Linked DNA regions of Homo sapiens: region 2 is linked to region 1. The links are chromatin loops, found by intact Hi-C in ENCODE. Cell type or tissue: endothelial cell of umbilical vein. All regions are shown on one strand. Links, peaks and the distances in the headings refer to the core of each region. The heading gives the core; the rest is flanking DNA. Region 1 holds the start of VAT1L (vesicle amine transport 1 like). Region 2 overlaps VAT1L (vesicle amine transport 1 like).

What was found. A loop is a pair of places that touch in the nucleus more often than their neighbours do. Peaks named below come from ENCODE experiments on the same cell type or tissue, not always from the same donor. Only the 100,000 strongest peaks of a DNase experiment are listed, where the experiment ranks them.
Region 2: it touches region 1 in a loop (4-fold over the local background); 2 of 110 quality-filtered maps call a loop at or near these places.

What each region holds. Positions count from the first base shown.
Region 1 is chr16:77,777,661-77,789,933 of GRCh38, forward strand. It overlaps VAT1L (vesicle amine transport 1 like), which reads left to right and starts at 10,904. Exons shown (of 9, transcript NM_020927.3): 1 at 10,904-11,255. The coding sequence starts at 11,023. All of the region lies in intron 1 of LOC107984878 (a long non-coding RNA gene), which reads right to left. In endothelial cell of umbilical vein, for the core only: no CTCF peak of the experiment used is centred there; a DNase peak (open chromatin) is centred at 10,771; H3K4me3 peaks cover 779 bases; H3K27me3 peaks cover 1,349 bases.
Region 2 is chr16:77,876,390-77,878,889 of GRCh38, forward strand. VAT1L (vesicle amine transport 1 like) reads left to right here. Exons shown (of 9, transcript NM_020927.3): 5 at 1-84. Among named protein-coding and RNA genes, the nearest start is that of VAT1L, 89 kb to the left of the region's middle. RefSeq lists an enhancer at 932-2,131. In endothelial cell of umbilical vein, for the core only: no CTCF peak of the experiment used is centred there; a DNase peak (open chromatin) is centred at 1,442; H3K27ac peaks cover 813 bases.

The sequences.
Region 1 (12,273 bases), core at 9,774-12,273:
CCCAAGGCGTAAAATCACCTCTGACTTAGAGAAAACATTGCACATTGGAGCCATATGGGCTAAATTTGGCTCACAGACATGTTTTGTTTAGCCTATGTAATATTTGTCAAAATTTTATAAATTTGGTATATTTCACATAATGATTCAGACTTTTGGCCTCTCAGAAACACCTGGAAGCCCCAGCAACCCTGAGCTCACATTTTCACATTACAATGATGGATCAAAGTTGAGTTTTTTGTTTGTTTGTTTTTTGAGACAGAGTCTTGCTCTGTCGCCCCGGCTGGAGTGCAGTAGTGTGATCATGGTTCACCGTAGCCTCAACATCCCAGGTTCAAGCAATTCTCCTGCTGCAGCCTCCCCTCCTGAGTAGCTGGGACTGCAGGCACATGCCACCATGCCCAGCTAATGTTCGCATTTTTTTGTAGATACAGGATCTCACTATGTTGCCCAGGCTGGTCTCAAACACTTGGGCTCAAGTGATCCACCTGTCTTGGCCTCCCAAAGTGCTGGGATTACAGGCTTAAGCCACCATGCCCAGTCACTATCTCTTTTAGAATGCCCTCTGCACTCCGGTTTCTCACAGTCCCCACCACTCTCTGTTATGTCCCACAACAGGCCCACTTCATTTGCTTCATAATGTTCTCGGGCCTGGATTTAAAGTTTTCTTAAAACAATTTGTGGTATATTTTATCTTAAGTAAGCCCCTCAGTTCCTTGAGGTCAGAGTCATGTTATTTTTTTCTTTTGTTCCTTCTACAATGCCTAACCTTGAGCAGACACTTAGAAATAGTTATCCATTTATTTACCTATAGCAGTTTTCCCCAAAAGATATCCTGCAGAATGCTAATCTTGTTAACTTCAAGGGCAAAGGGCTGGAAGTCTAATAAGTCTCAGTAAAGCTGTATTCTGAATCCCTATGTAGAGATTCAAGAGTTATGCTAAGACTCTAAATCTACATTAAAGAAAGCTGCTTAACTGTATTTGACCCAGAGTGTCTCAGGCTAATTTGACCACAGACCCTCCTTTTACCCTGGCATCCATCAACATTTAGGAAACCACTGTTTCGTTGAATAGACTTTGGAAACCACTTAACTAAACTCTAACCATTTCAAATTAGACACAGGTGTTTAATATTAAGCGCTATGACAAAGGCAGTTACAAAGTACTAACATGTAAAGAGTTTTTTTCTAAGCATAGACATTTATTTCAATCAGCTGTTTTAAATTTCTCCACATATTTGTGAAGACAATGTGATCAATGTCTACACCTCACAGATTAGAAAATGAAGCAACAGGCCGGGCACAGTGGCTCACATCCATAATCTCAATACTTTGGGGGGCTGAGGAGGGTGGATCTCGAGGTCAGGAGTTGGAGATCAGCCTGGCTAAGATGATGAAACCCTGTCTCTACTAAAAATACAAAAATTAGCCAGGTGTGGTGGCGGGTGCCTGTAATCCCAGCTACTCGGGAGGCTGAGGTGGGAAAATCGCCTGAACTCGGGAGGTGGAAGTTGCAGTGAGCCAATATCTCACCACGGCACTCCAGCCTGAGCGACAGAGAAATATTCCGTCTCAAAAAAAAAAAAAAAAAAGAATGAAGCAACGGAAAGATTAAGGAACTTGTTCATGGTTACATAGCTAGGAAAAGGTCAAGCCAGGAACAAAGCCTGTCCGATCCCAAGACATATGCACGTAGCCTCTCTTTACATTGTCTTGCCTCCCTGAAACGTTGCACCATGTTCTCTATGTGTCTGCCTCCCCACTCAAGACAGGTGCCAGGCCTTATTCATGAAGGAAGTAGCCAGGAAATTATTGTCCATTGATCAACTGTTATGCATGGGAAATAATACTTGGAAGAGTTTGGCATGGTATCTCATGCAGAATTAGATATTCTAATACTCATTTATTGGGCAATTCTCTTAACCTTTCAGAGCCTAAAATTCACATAGGTAGGAAATGGGAAAACTGGGTTCTGAACAAGTCCTGGAAACAAGGTATGTGTTCCTTCTACCTTCCTTAGTGCATATCAAGAATGCAGAATTGGGCCAGGCATGGTGGCTCACGCCTGTAATCCCAGCATTTTGGGAGGCCGAGGTGGGCAGATCACCTGAAGTTAGGAGTTCAATACCAGCCTGACCAACATGATGAAACACTGTCTCTACTAAAAATACAAAAATCAGCTGGGCATGGTGGCAGGTGCCAGTAATCCCAACTACTCGAGAGGCTGAGGCAGGGGAACCACTTGAACTTGGGAGACGGAGGTTGCAGTGAGCTGAGATCGTGCCACTGAACTCCAGTCTGGGCGACAGAGCAAGACTCTGTCTCAAAAAACAAACAAACAAAAATAAAACAAAACAACAACAAAAAAATAATGTAGAATTGGATGAATGAGTGGATAGATGGATGATTGGACAATTGGGTGATGGATGGACTTCTTCCCATTTGCTTTGTGGAAAGTACCCCATTAGGCTCTGTGAAGAGAAGGGGCATACTAAAAGGAATAGGACAGGATTTCTGAAGAACATTTCCCCATTTCCTGGGATTTAAGCCTGCTACCCTCAGAACAGGAAAGGCAAAATGTGCCCTTTTCATGGTGTGCATTTTCAGTTACATTGAGGTCTTGTAGCTTCACAGTCATTACTGCAAGGAAGCCCCAACCAACTGGATATAGGCCAATCCAACAATAAAAGGAACAAAACTTTCAGGGACATCAGCTCTTAGCCTCAACCAGAGACATCAGGGCAACAAGAGAGTGAATTAGCTGGAGGGCTGGTTCATCCTTATTTATAGTATGATGATCTCAGCTTGTAAGGTGGAAAAAACGGTGCAGGGGAGGAATTCGTCCCCTTTCTGGTTTCTGTTGGACCCTATTTGAGGAGTAAATGCTTTGTTTATTTCTGAACCTGAATTTTACGTCCCCATCCCATTACTCATCATGATCTATAGCAAAGTACTTTAGGGAAAACACAGCTCTCTGCAGTGCTTGGAAGAGGCAGGCAGCATTACTGTGTGGTGATTCATACAAGAAAACACACAGGGGCCGGACACAGTGGCTCACGCCTGTGATCCCAGCACTTTGGGAGGCCAAGGTGGGCGGATCACCTGAAGTCAGGAGTTCGAGACGAACCTGGCCAACATGGTGAAACCACGTTTCCACTAAAAATACAAAAATTAGCCAGGTGTGGTGGTGCATGCCTGTAGTCCCAGCTACTCAGGAGGCTGATTTAGGAGAATCATTTGAACCTGGGAAGTGGAGGTTGCAGTGAGTCAAGATTCTGCCACTGCACCACAGCCTGGGGTGACAGAGCCAGACTCCATCTCAAAAAGAAGAGGGAGGGGGAGGGGGAGGAGGCGAAGAAGAAGAAGGAGGAGGAGGAGCAGGAGGAGGAGGAGGAGGAGAAATGGAAGAGGAAGAGGAAGAAAAGAAAAAGAGAAAAAAATCATACAGCATCACACTAGGGGGAGGACCCTAGATAATATTCAAGGGGAGGGGTACAAGAAATCACTCAGAAATTATCTTTCAGTGTGAGTGAAATTTCAAAAACAAACTACATGATTTAAATTCCTTAGTCCTATGTTGTATATTTTCCTCTTTACTTGACCAACCATGTTTACCAAATGATACTAAACAATTGATAAGATCATCTCCACATGGATAACAGCTGCTTATGGAGATGAGTAAGAGCAGGTGAAATGTTTCTATTTCTATTCATACATGAGCAGATTAATAGAGAGCTAAAATGGTGTTCAGGGTCTTATGAGTAGCACTTTTGGTTAGGGTTTTCCTGTTAACATCCATTATAAAATTGCAGCTGGATCCCTATGGAGAGAAAACTCCAACAGGGTGAAAATGTATCTTACAGAGGAGTTGTGAGAGGGAAGCATTGAATCCCAGGGACTGGGATTCTTGGGTAATGTTTTGTTGTAGGGAGGCCATGGGGACTCCTCAATACTCCACACAGACTATCATTCATTTATTTAAAGCCCTTCAGTGGCATCTGTGGAAGATACTGCTACACCTCCTAATGCTATCTGTCCCTTTCCTCATTAATTGTAGAACCTTAGCTTTTACTTGGACATTGTTACTTAGCTAAGAAAAAACTAGGTTTCCCAGCATCCTTTGCAGTGGGATGTGGCCATGTGACTAGGCTCTGGCTAATATGAGATAAGTACATGTATTATGGTGGAGTCCTGAAGTGCCCTTAAGATGAAAGCTGTGGGTCTTTCTTCCCCTCTCACGCATCTCTGTCCTGTCACCCAGCACATAAATGTGATGGCTATATCTTAAACTATGAGAATGGAGGCCAGTGATTCATGACCTGGAGTACAGAGCAGGAAGGAACACTGATCCTTGATGATAATGTACAGCCTCCATCCCATCCTAATGTATTTTATATTCTTTAAGCCAATTTTTATTTTATTATTATATTTTGTTGTCTGTAGCTGAACCTAATACATTACCATTGCTTTCATAGAGAAGCTTTTACCGACCATGCAGATAGCCCCTTGTATTTCCCCTTTACAGCACTTATTGAACTGGTAAATGACTAATTACTTACATGATTTTTTTTTTTTTGGTTTAATATATGTAGCAGAGATGGTCAGTGCCCAACCTACCCCCTCTTGGATCTCATCACTGCCATGCACAGCGACCCCATGGCTTCCAAGTACAAACACCTGCAACTCTTTCAGGACAGCTTTGTCTGGCTGCCTATTCCCAAACAGCCCATGTGCATGGCAGGCTAGAAGTGGCAGATGGCTAGTGCCCCACAGAAACAGTCCTCAACTAAGGACTAACAGGAGCTGGTGGATTCTCCATTTTCTTTGCCTCTTGATGGGGATACATCTGAGATGTGCTCTACGCTGTCTCCTAGAGTTCCCCAGCAGGATTTAAGCAGGTTATAGCAGTGATAACCTGCTAAGTAATACACCTCATATTGGCTTCTTTCCTACCCTGTCTCACCTTCACAGACCTCTTCCAGTGCTTCCTGGGATCACTTCTCAAGCCGTATGTATGCAAATCTTCAAATTAACAAACGTTTGCTCCTGGGCAACCCAATATATACCTCCTCAACAGGGCTGATAACTCCATTAGGACTGAGAATATATTTGTCTTATTCACCATGTTATCTCCAGCATTTAGCAACAGCACAAGGTCACCACTCAAAAGGTGATAAGTATCAGTGCACTTTTTTTCCCCTCAGACACAACTAGAGTTTACCATGTAAGACCCGTCCTACAAAGTGTAGACAGGAAGTGTATACTGCCACCATCAGGATGGGCTGCACACTTCTCTAGCACTTCTCTGAAAAATAATGTTGTGCTCATTGGGAATTAACCACAAACTATAAGAAATTATGGCACAAATCCTCTAATATAACTCCCTGGATTTTGTTAGGATATTTCAACAGCCAGAATCTTTTACCTCTCTCCATTATTGACCTCCTAAATTTGTCTCCTTTTTCTTAACCTATTTGATGGCATTCTTGTGAGTAAAAGAGCAACAAATAAAACCATAAGCATTGAAGTGTGGTGGTTAAGAACATACATTTCAAAGTCAAATAGCTCCCATTTCAAATCTCAACTCTGCAATTTGTTTAGGAAGTAATTCTGGGAAAGTTACTCAGTTTATATTAAATTTTCTCCTCTGTAAAGTAGGGATAATAGTCCTATAGCATAGGATTATTTTAAAGATGAAATATGTACAACAAATGATTCTAATTGTATTGAAGAGAATACAATGCAACAAATATTATTAAAGCATATAGTTAAAGACATTGACCCTCTTCCTTAAATAACATTTCTCTGGGAAGTTACTGAACCATTCCAAATAATTTAGAAAACGATTTCTAAAAGTGTACTGTGTCCAGAATTAGTGGGTTCTTGGTCTCACTGACTTCTAGAATGAAGCCGCGGAGCCTTGCGGTCAGTGTTACAGCTCTTAAGGTGACGCGTCTAGAGTTTGTTCCTTCTGATGTTCGGATGTCTTCGGAGTTTCTTTCTTCTGGTGGGTTCGTGGTCTCACTGGCTCAGAAGTGAACCCGTGAACCTTCGCGGTAAGTGTTACCGCTCTTAAGGCAGCGCGTCTGGAGTTGTTCGTCCCTCCCGGTGAGTTCATGGTCTCGCTGGCTTCAAGAGTGAAGCTGCAGACCTTTGCGGTGAGTGTTACAGCTCATAAAGGCAGTGTGGACCCAAAGAGTGAGCAGCGGCAGGATTTCTTGCAAAGAATTAAAGAACAATGCTTCTACAGTGTGGAAGGTGACCCCAGCGGGTTGCCACTGCTGGCTCAGGCAGCCTGCTTTTATTGTCTTATCTGGCCCCACCCACATCCTGCTGATTGGTAGAGCCCAGTGGTCTGTTTGGACAGGGCGCTGATTGGTGCGTTTACAATCCCTGAGCTAGACACAAAGGTTCTCCACGTCCCCACTAGGTTAGCTAGATACAGAGTGTCGACACAAAGGTTCTCCAAGTCCCCACCAGAGTAGCTAGATACAGAGTGTCCATTTGTGCATTCACAAACCCTGAGCTAGACACAGGGTGCTGATTGGTGTGTTTACCAACCTTGAGCTAGATACGGAGTGATGATTGGTGTATTTACAATCCCTGAGCTAGACATAAAGGTTCTCCAAGTCCCCACCAGACTCAGGAGCCCAGCTGGCTTCACCTAGTGGATCCCGCATGGGGGCTGCAGGTGGAGCTGCCTGCCAGTCCCTTGCCGTGCGCCCGCACTCCTCAGCCCTTCGGTGGTCAATGGGACTGGGCGCCGTGGAGCAGGGGGTGGCGCTCGTCGGGGTGGCTCAGGCTGCACAGGAGCCCATGGAGCGGCGAGGGGAGGCTCAGGCATGGCGGGCTGCAGGTCCCAAGCCCTGCCCCGCGGGAAGGCAGCTAAGGCCCCGGGAGGGCAGCGACAGTGGGCCGGCAGTGCTGGGGGACCCAGCACACCCTCCGCAGCCGCTGGCCCTGGTGCTAAGCTCCTCATTGCCGGGGGCCGACAGGGCCGGCCGGCCGCTCCGAGTGAGGGCCCGCCAAGCCCACGCCCACCAGGAACTCCAGCTGGCCCGCAAGCACTGCACGCAGCCCCGGTTGCCGCTCGGGCCTCTCCCTCCTCATCTCCCCGCAAGCTGAGGGAGCCGGCTCCGGCCTCGGCCAGCCCAGGAAGGGGCTCCCACAGTGTAGCAGCGGGCTGAAGGGCTCCTCAAGCGCGGCCAGAGTGGGCGCCAAGGCCAAGGAGGCCCCGAGAGTGAGCGAGGGCTGTGAGGGCTGCCAGTATGCTGTCACCTCTCAGTACTGATGGTTTCCCATATTTTCTTACTCAGAGACTTTACCTCTATTAGGGGTTCCTATATCTGGCCTTCTACATCCCCCCCCACCCCCCACACACACCCCCACGTGCACATACCCTGCCCCAGACCATTTGCAAGGTAACAGAGCTGAGCTGTAATACTCTGTTTTACCATCAGTGGCCACTGTTTGACATTATGTACAATGATGTACATAATGCACATTATTCTACAATAATGTAAGAAATTCCACAACGGAGGCTCTGAGTGAATGTCCAAGGAATCAATTTTACAAATTAAAAATTGATTTATTGTGTTTATTTGGAGATATGCCATGCACTGTGGCTCTTTCCACGTTCCACCAGGGAGTACCAGAGTTGGGAATATTTAACAATAGTGGTATATAGGACTCAGAAGAGGGTATCTCCCCACCCCCCCACAAGCAGCACAGACTGTGGTGGGTTCTCTCTGGGTTGTTGTGATAATCAGCTGCCTACCAATTATAATCTGGGGTTTGTAAACAGCCAGAAGATTCCCTTGGAGGGAGTAATTATATTCCCTTTAACACACTGTAAGACAAACACTTTCTCTTTAACATGCTGTGTGCTGACTACAAAGTGGGTTTACTTTACTAATGCCAAAGGAAAACAAACACTCAGAACCAAGGCAAGGGACCTTGGTGGTACAGAGATAGTAGGCGGTGAAAAAAAAGAGCAGGGAACATTAAAAAATGCCATGGAGTATTGTCAATCAGGGGCAGAACTGGTTTGGCCTGTCCGTATAAACATGCATGATGAGATCTTAAGAGCACAGATTTGGAGTTGGTCTTCTATCTCATTATAACTAGCATGTTCCTTTGAGCACAATAATTCATCATGTTAAGATTCATTTTCATTTTCCTCTTCCATAAAGTGGGAATAGGAATTCTTACTCATGAGATTATTTTCAGAATCAAATTAAGAAATATACCTACAGTGTCTAGAACAGTAGACACCTCCAAAACAATAACATATATTGCAGATATTATTGGTGCCAAAGCTATGTCTCCATGGAATTCATCATTCCATGTATAAAATGATAGCTTCCTGCAAAGAGCATCCACAATTCTCTGCCTGGGGATTCTCTCAGCCCAAGTACATGGGACAGGATGGAAATGTCAAGGAGTTAACAATTCCAGGAACAGTTCTTGACCAATCAAGCATAGACTTTAGTGAATAAATACCTATGTCCTCACTCCTTGGGTGAGACAACTCTGAGACTTGTTCTACACTGTCTCTCAAATGTCCCCTGCGGGTTTGAGCTCCAATTGTCCACTGCGGTAATCTGCTTATTAATACATCTCATATTGGGTAGTATCAATTTTCTGTCTCACTTTCCTACTTCCCAGCCAGAGCTTCCTGGGATTACTTCCAAAATAAACGACGGGTGTTCAAATTCTTGTTTCAGGACAGAATCCAGCCTAAACACTGTATCTCACAATGTAAACAAGACAAACAATTTGGACAATTGGATTCACAATAAAATGTTCAATTCACTAACCAAGCCCTATTCAGGCTTCTTTTAGCCCTCTTCCTTCCATCCCATGGCCATTGCCTCAGTTGGGACCATTCTCATTTATTTTGTTTCTTTTTGGGGATTTTTTTTTTTTTTTGCCTGCACTTAGTCTCTAACTGATCTCGATGCTTCCAGTAACTCTATCATCTAATCCATCACCCACTTACTGTCAAAGTTATTATCCTAAAATGCAGTTCTGGTAATGCTCTCCCCATGTTTTTGTTTTTTAAGCCTTTATGGCACCAATTGCCTCTGTGATTATGTCTTAAATTTTATAACCTGGTATGTGAGAACTTTCAAAAGCTGGTCCCAATAAACCTTTCAGCCTCATCTCCAATGATTGCTAAATACAGCCAATGTTCTGCCTACATAGAACAAACCAGAATCTCAAAAGCCCTTTTACCTGTTACCTTTCTGTGTTATTTGAATGAGCTTGCGACCTTTTCTGCCAGAAGAACCTGCCTTATCCTTCAAGGTCTAGCCCAAATGTTCCCTCCTCCATGAGAACTTCTCCAACTCTCTGGACCAGTTTTTCAACAGGCTGCCTCTGTGCATATTCTACTATGTACCAATCATGTATTAAGCCCTGGGAAAACCACGCTGGATAAAAGTAGAAATAGCTCCTGCTCACATGAAGTTCACAGTTGGATAAAGGAAACAGATATTATCAGGTAAACATATAAAAGTTGGCTACAAAGGGACATAAGTGTCTATAGTCAGGGAGGACACCAATCTGGAGGTTGGAGTGCCTCCCAACAGGAATGGACCCTTGAGGTGAGAACGAAGTAGGAGTTAACACCAGATAAAGGAGATGGAACACATACCCCAGGCCAAGGGGACAGCAGGTGCAGAACCCTGTGGAAGGAGGGAAAATGGCAATCGTCTTTTTTTTTTTTTTTTTTTTTTTTAAGGAATAGAAGACAAGGGCATTTAAAGCAGTGAGGCACAGGAAGAATGAGGGGAGAGAAGAGGCAGCACTTACATCATTCATTGTACCACATTTGTTGACTGTGTCCTTCATGCCTCATGCTCTGAAATTGACCTTTTCCAATATAAGGACCATGTCTCACTGAAATCATGTCCACCCCAGCACTTCACACAATATAGAAAAAAAAATCAATGTACCCAATTTATAGATGAGTGTGTTGAGGCTCAGGAAGGTTGAATGAGTTGCCCAAGATCTCAAGGCTGGCAATGGCATAGCAACTATAATAGAATATAGACCTACTTCCTCACCTGCATCTCTTTCCTTAAACTGCCCCTAGGAAAACCACGTCCTTCCCCATTATTTTATTTCAGAAATTCCAAGTTTTTCTATGAGCTGTTTTTCTCAAAGAGCCTGATAACAAAACAAAACGCCAGTTACTACTCTGTGTATGTGCATGCATGTTGGGGAGCGGGTACACACTGGTCTTCCGGGGATCAGAACACGAACAGGATCCTTTCTGGTACAGGATTCTTGTCTGAAGCCTCTTTAATAGCCCGAAATGGTGTGGGTGGTGAGAATTCGCCGTCGTAAGGAAGCCCCTGGTGATACCCAGCAAAGAGCATCCCGGCTGACCCTGCAGGTCTGGAGTGAAAAGACCCTGCACTGGACTCTTCAGGGCAGTGAGCGGGATCTCTAGTTCCCTGCTTCCCAAACCTCTCCGCCCTTCCACCCAAAACTGGCTGTTTGAGAAACGACCCAATTTCCCGACTATCCCGCCCAGCCTCGAAGATGGGAGGGAGAGAGGGCAACCTTGTCGCGGTAAGGCATCCTCCAGGCCCAGACATTAGTCTCGGTCCATTTCAAGGCACCCGAGCCTGTGCCGTATATAACCAAGTACTGGGCCCACAGGAAGGGGGATGACAGGGTGGTCTCTCTAGGCTCGTTTTAGTCACAGATCTTCGGCAAATTTGGGTTTAGGGCCGCGATCCCGACCCTAACTTGGGACTATTTCAGGAACTGGAGTTGAGGCTTCGTTGGGACAGGAAAGAAGGGTGGGGCGGGGGTGAAGCGCTTAGGGCACGGCTCTTGTGAGGATTACGGCGGAGGCTGTGGACCGCGGCGGCGCTCGCAGAGGCTGCAGCCATTGCACAGCCGAGCATCCCACATTCAACAGGAGGAACCCGCGGGAGAGGAGCCCCACTCCCCCAGCGCCGCAGCCACCGCAGCCACCGCAGCCCGTGCGCCCCGCGCCCTCGAGCGCCATGGCCAAGGAAGGCGTGGAGAAGGCGGAGGAGACGGAGCAAATGATCGAGAAGGAGGCAGGCAAGGAGCCGGCGGAGGGCGGCGGCGGCGACGGCTCGCACCGCCTCGGGGACGCCCAGGAGATGCGCGCGGTGGTGCTGGCTGGCTTCGGGGGGCTCAACAAGCTGCGGCTCTTCAGGAAGGCCATGCCCGAGCCTCAGGACGGCGAGCTCAAGATCCGCGTCAAAGCCTGGTCCAGTATCCGCGCCTTTCTCGCTTTCTCTCTTTTTGCGCGCTGGGCGCTGGGGAGGGGGTGGGAAAGCTGCGGCTGGGATGCTGCCCGGGTAGAACCGCCGCGCGCACCCCCTCCGCGCCCTCACCCGGGTCTCAGAGCCTCCCCGGGCCAAAGCTGGGGAGGATGCAGAGGGGCGGCCTCCCCAAGCCAGATCTAGGGGTGACGGGAGGAGAATGTGAGCTCCTGGGCGCGGGGAGAATGCTGGCGCCCAGGCACCCCGGGTCTGGAAGATTGCGCTACGGGAGTTCTCCGTCTGAGAGGACAACTCAGCTTTCGCACGGGAGGGTTGATGCTTAACAGAATTAAAAATATATGTATTAAGAACCGCAAGCCCACTGTGTGCCAGCCGCCGTTGGTAGTTTTACACGTGCGATCTTATTTAATACTTCCTGGGACCTAATGAGTCAGGTGCCATCATGATCCGTTTACAGGTAAGAAAGCCGCCGCTCAGCGAGAATGAGTGATTTGCCCAAGATCAGTCAGCTGCCACTAAGTGGCTTGGCCGGGAATTTGATACATGATCTTTTTTCACCTCTATGCTGTTGTCCTGAAGGGCCTGGGACAGGGTGCAGGGCTGGATCCCGCCTCCTGCCCACTTCCTTCCCCGTAGCCTGACGGGGAAAGGAACTAGGAAGGAAGAGGGTCGGTACCTTGCACCCAGGCTTGGTGAGGGTGGAGACCAGGGCTGCAGCGCAACCCCCTCCATGCCCCTCTCCATCCTCTGTTTCTCCGAGAGGGGAAAAAACCCTGATCAGTCTCCCCGGAATTCCTGGTCCCATCTCAGAAGGAGCTCAGCTCTCTAAGCTGCCCTCTATTCCCCATTCCCCCTGGGGGAACTTCTCCAGGCCCTCACGCTCAGCTGAAATTCCCGGGGAGAGTTTAAGCCTCTCTGTGTGCGGGCACTGTAATTTCCCTGAAGTTCTGGGAAGAGCTTACCCAGCAGAGGCGGACTGGACCCAACACTAGGTTTGCATGT
Region 2 (2,500 bases), core at 1-2,500, 89 kb after region 1:
ACATCGTTTTGGATTGCCTCTGTGGGGACAACACTGGAAAAGGTCTCAGTCTTCTCAAACCCCTGGGAACCTACATTTTATATGGTGAGTGCAAAACAGCAGCAGGGACGTGGTCAGCAATAGGTACCTCTACATATGTGCCTGCAAAGGCTCTGAAAAGTGAATTGTGCTGATATGTTGGGGTAGTGGGATGGGGGTGTTTCATTTTTTAATGTTTCCTATAATGTTTCTATTACTGTGAGTTATTTTCAATTTTAAAATAACATGTGCCTACTGTCCTATATCCTATTATTTCAAATGGGATAAAGCAAGACCAAGCCAATGTGGTCATTGATATGACTAGAACCACTAAGGGACATCACCCACAGAAGGTAGCACAGGTGGAAAATATGAATGACTTCAAAGGAAGTTCAGAAATAAAGAAGGCATGAAGGACCCACAGTAGGATGGGGAAGAGTGGCTAGGATATGCATGTTTTAAGGGAGGATCTTTACTATTTGAGAAGTTGCAAAGTACACACTCTGCTTCCCCTAAACTACTCCTGAGCATCCCACGCAAGACAGAAGCCCTGAATAGATGGAACACATGTCTGTTCTTCTTCTCCTAAACTCCTCCTGAGCGTCCCACTCTTAAGACAGAAGCCCTGGATAGATGGAACTCATGTCTGTTTCCATCTCTTTCTACATTCACTTCTATGTCTTAGGAGTGGAAGAGATGTATGCAAAACAACTGGAAGAAGATTTTCTCCAGCAAAATGAGGCTCCAGGGCCTCCTTTCTCTCTTCTTTTTCTTCTTTTCTGTCATAGGCATGCAAACCAATTTAAACATTAGTCTCCACAGGCCGGGCGCAGTGGCTCACGCCTGTAATCCCAGCACTTTGGGAGGCCGAGGCGGGCGGATCATGAGGTCAGGAGATCGAGACCATCCTGGCTAACATGGTGAAACCCCGTCTCTACTAAAAATACAAAAAATTAGCCAGGCATGGTGGCGGGCGCCTGTAGTCCCAGCTACTCGGGAGGCTGAGGCAGCAGGAGAATGGCATGAACCCGGGAGGCGGAGCTGGCAGTGAGCCGAGACCGCGCCAGTGCACTCTAGCCTGGGCGACAGAGCGGGACTCTGTCTCAAAAAAAAAAAAAAAAAAAAAAAAAAAAAAACCACATTAGTCTCCACAAACTAAAATAGGAGTATTTGAAGCTAGATGGCATAATCTGAAGCAAAATAATATTGGGTTTATCCAATGTTTAAGATTCTTGGTACCTTGTCCCCTGTAGGTACAATAGAAAACTGAGTTTTAATTCTGGCTAACTCAGAAAAAAACACTTATTTCCCTGCTATTTCCTGAAGAGCTTATAAAATAGATATTTGAGAGGTATAAATATGCAAGCATTTTTTTGTCATCTTCAGACCATTGTAACAGAAAGAAGGCTGAACTCACCAGAGGCAGGTAAACATCCCATTGCTGGAATGTTCCAGTAATTTCAATCATAGCCATGTATTTCCTTTGAAGTGGACGTGTGGTTTATTATTATCAGTGAGAGTCCCTGCACGTTGCAAGGATATCGGATATGACTAACATGTGAGTCAAATGCAGATGGACGATGTAGTCATCCTTACTTATCATTTACCAATAATTCTATTTTTGTCCCAGTTTCTTGATGTCATTTTGGTGAAATTCAACTTGATTAATCCCATGTGAGTAGTTCACAATTATCTACTTCATTACGTTGATCACTTGGTCACTAATTAATCAAAGTCTAGTACTGGGATGCCCCGTGGTACTCACCCCATAAAAACAGAAGCAATGGTTCACTATTATGCTGGTGTAAGGGTAATTGCAGTCTTCGGCATTAAAAGTAATGGCAAAAACCACAGTTACTTTTGCACCAACTTATTAACTGGCTACTAGTTTACCCAGGCTAAATAGTGTAAAATACACATGACTATTTTATTAAATAACTCCTCTCTGAGAAGAAATTACTCCAAAATCTTTGAAGACAAGGCAGGAAAGTTGTTGAAAAAGCACCTGTATGGTATTTGAATGTTCCCCATACTGTTAAGAGCTCTCTCATTCCCCCCTCCCCTGCCCCGAAACCTTATAAAGGGTCTTTACTCTCCGTATGAGAATCTTAGGGAATCTTTCCCAACTCCACCTCCCATCTGCCCTCTGAATACTGCTTGTCCAATTGGCAAAACTCAGTTTCTCATATGCTTGTCTCAGACCTCTTTGGAGCTGACACATGGATCACACCATTTCTTTGGTCCCTGGGCCCCTTTTCATTCTCACCTGTGAGCTTCTATACCCATTTTTTCCAATCCATCTATATTTTAACTCTGCTCCACCTCTCCCACCATTTAGGTACCCAGTCCAGGTCAGAGCCCCAAGCCCCTCACTTGCTGGGGAATCAAATTCAGAATCACAAAGTAGATTCACTAAGGAGTTCCTTTCTCAGCCTCAAAGAACAGACCTAAAAAGACATTTCAGCAACTCATCATTTTATTC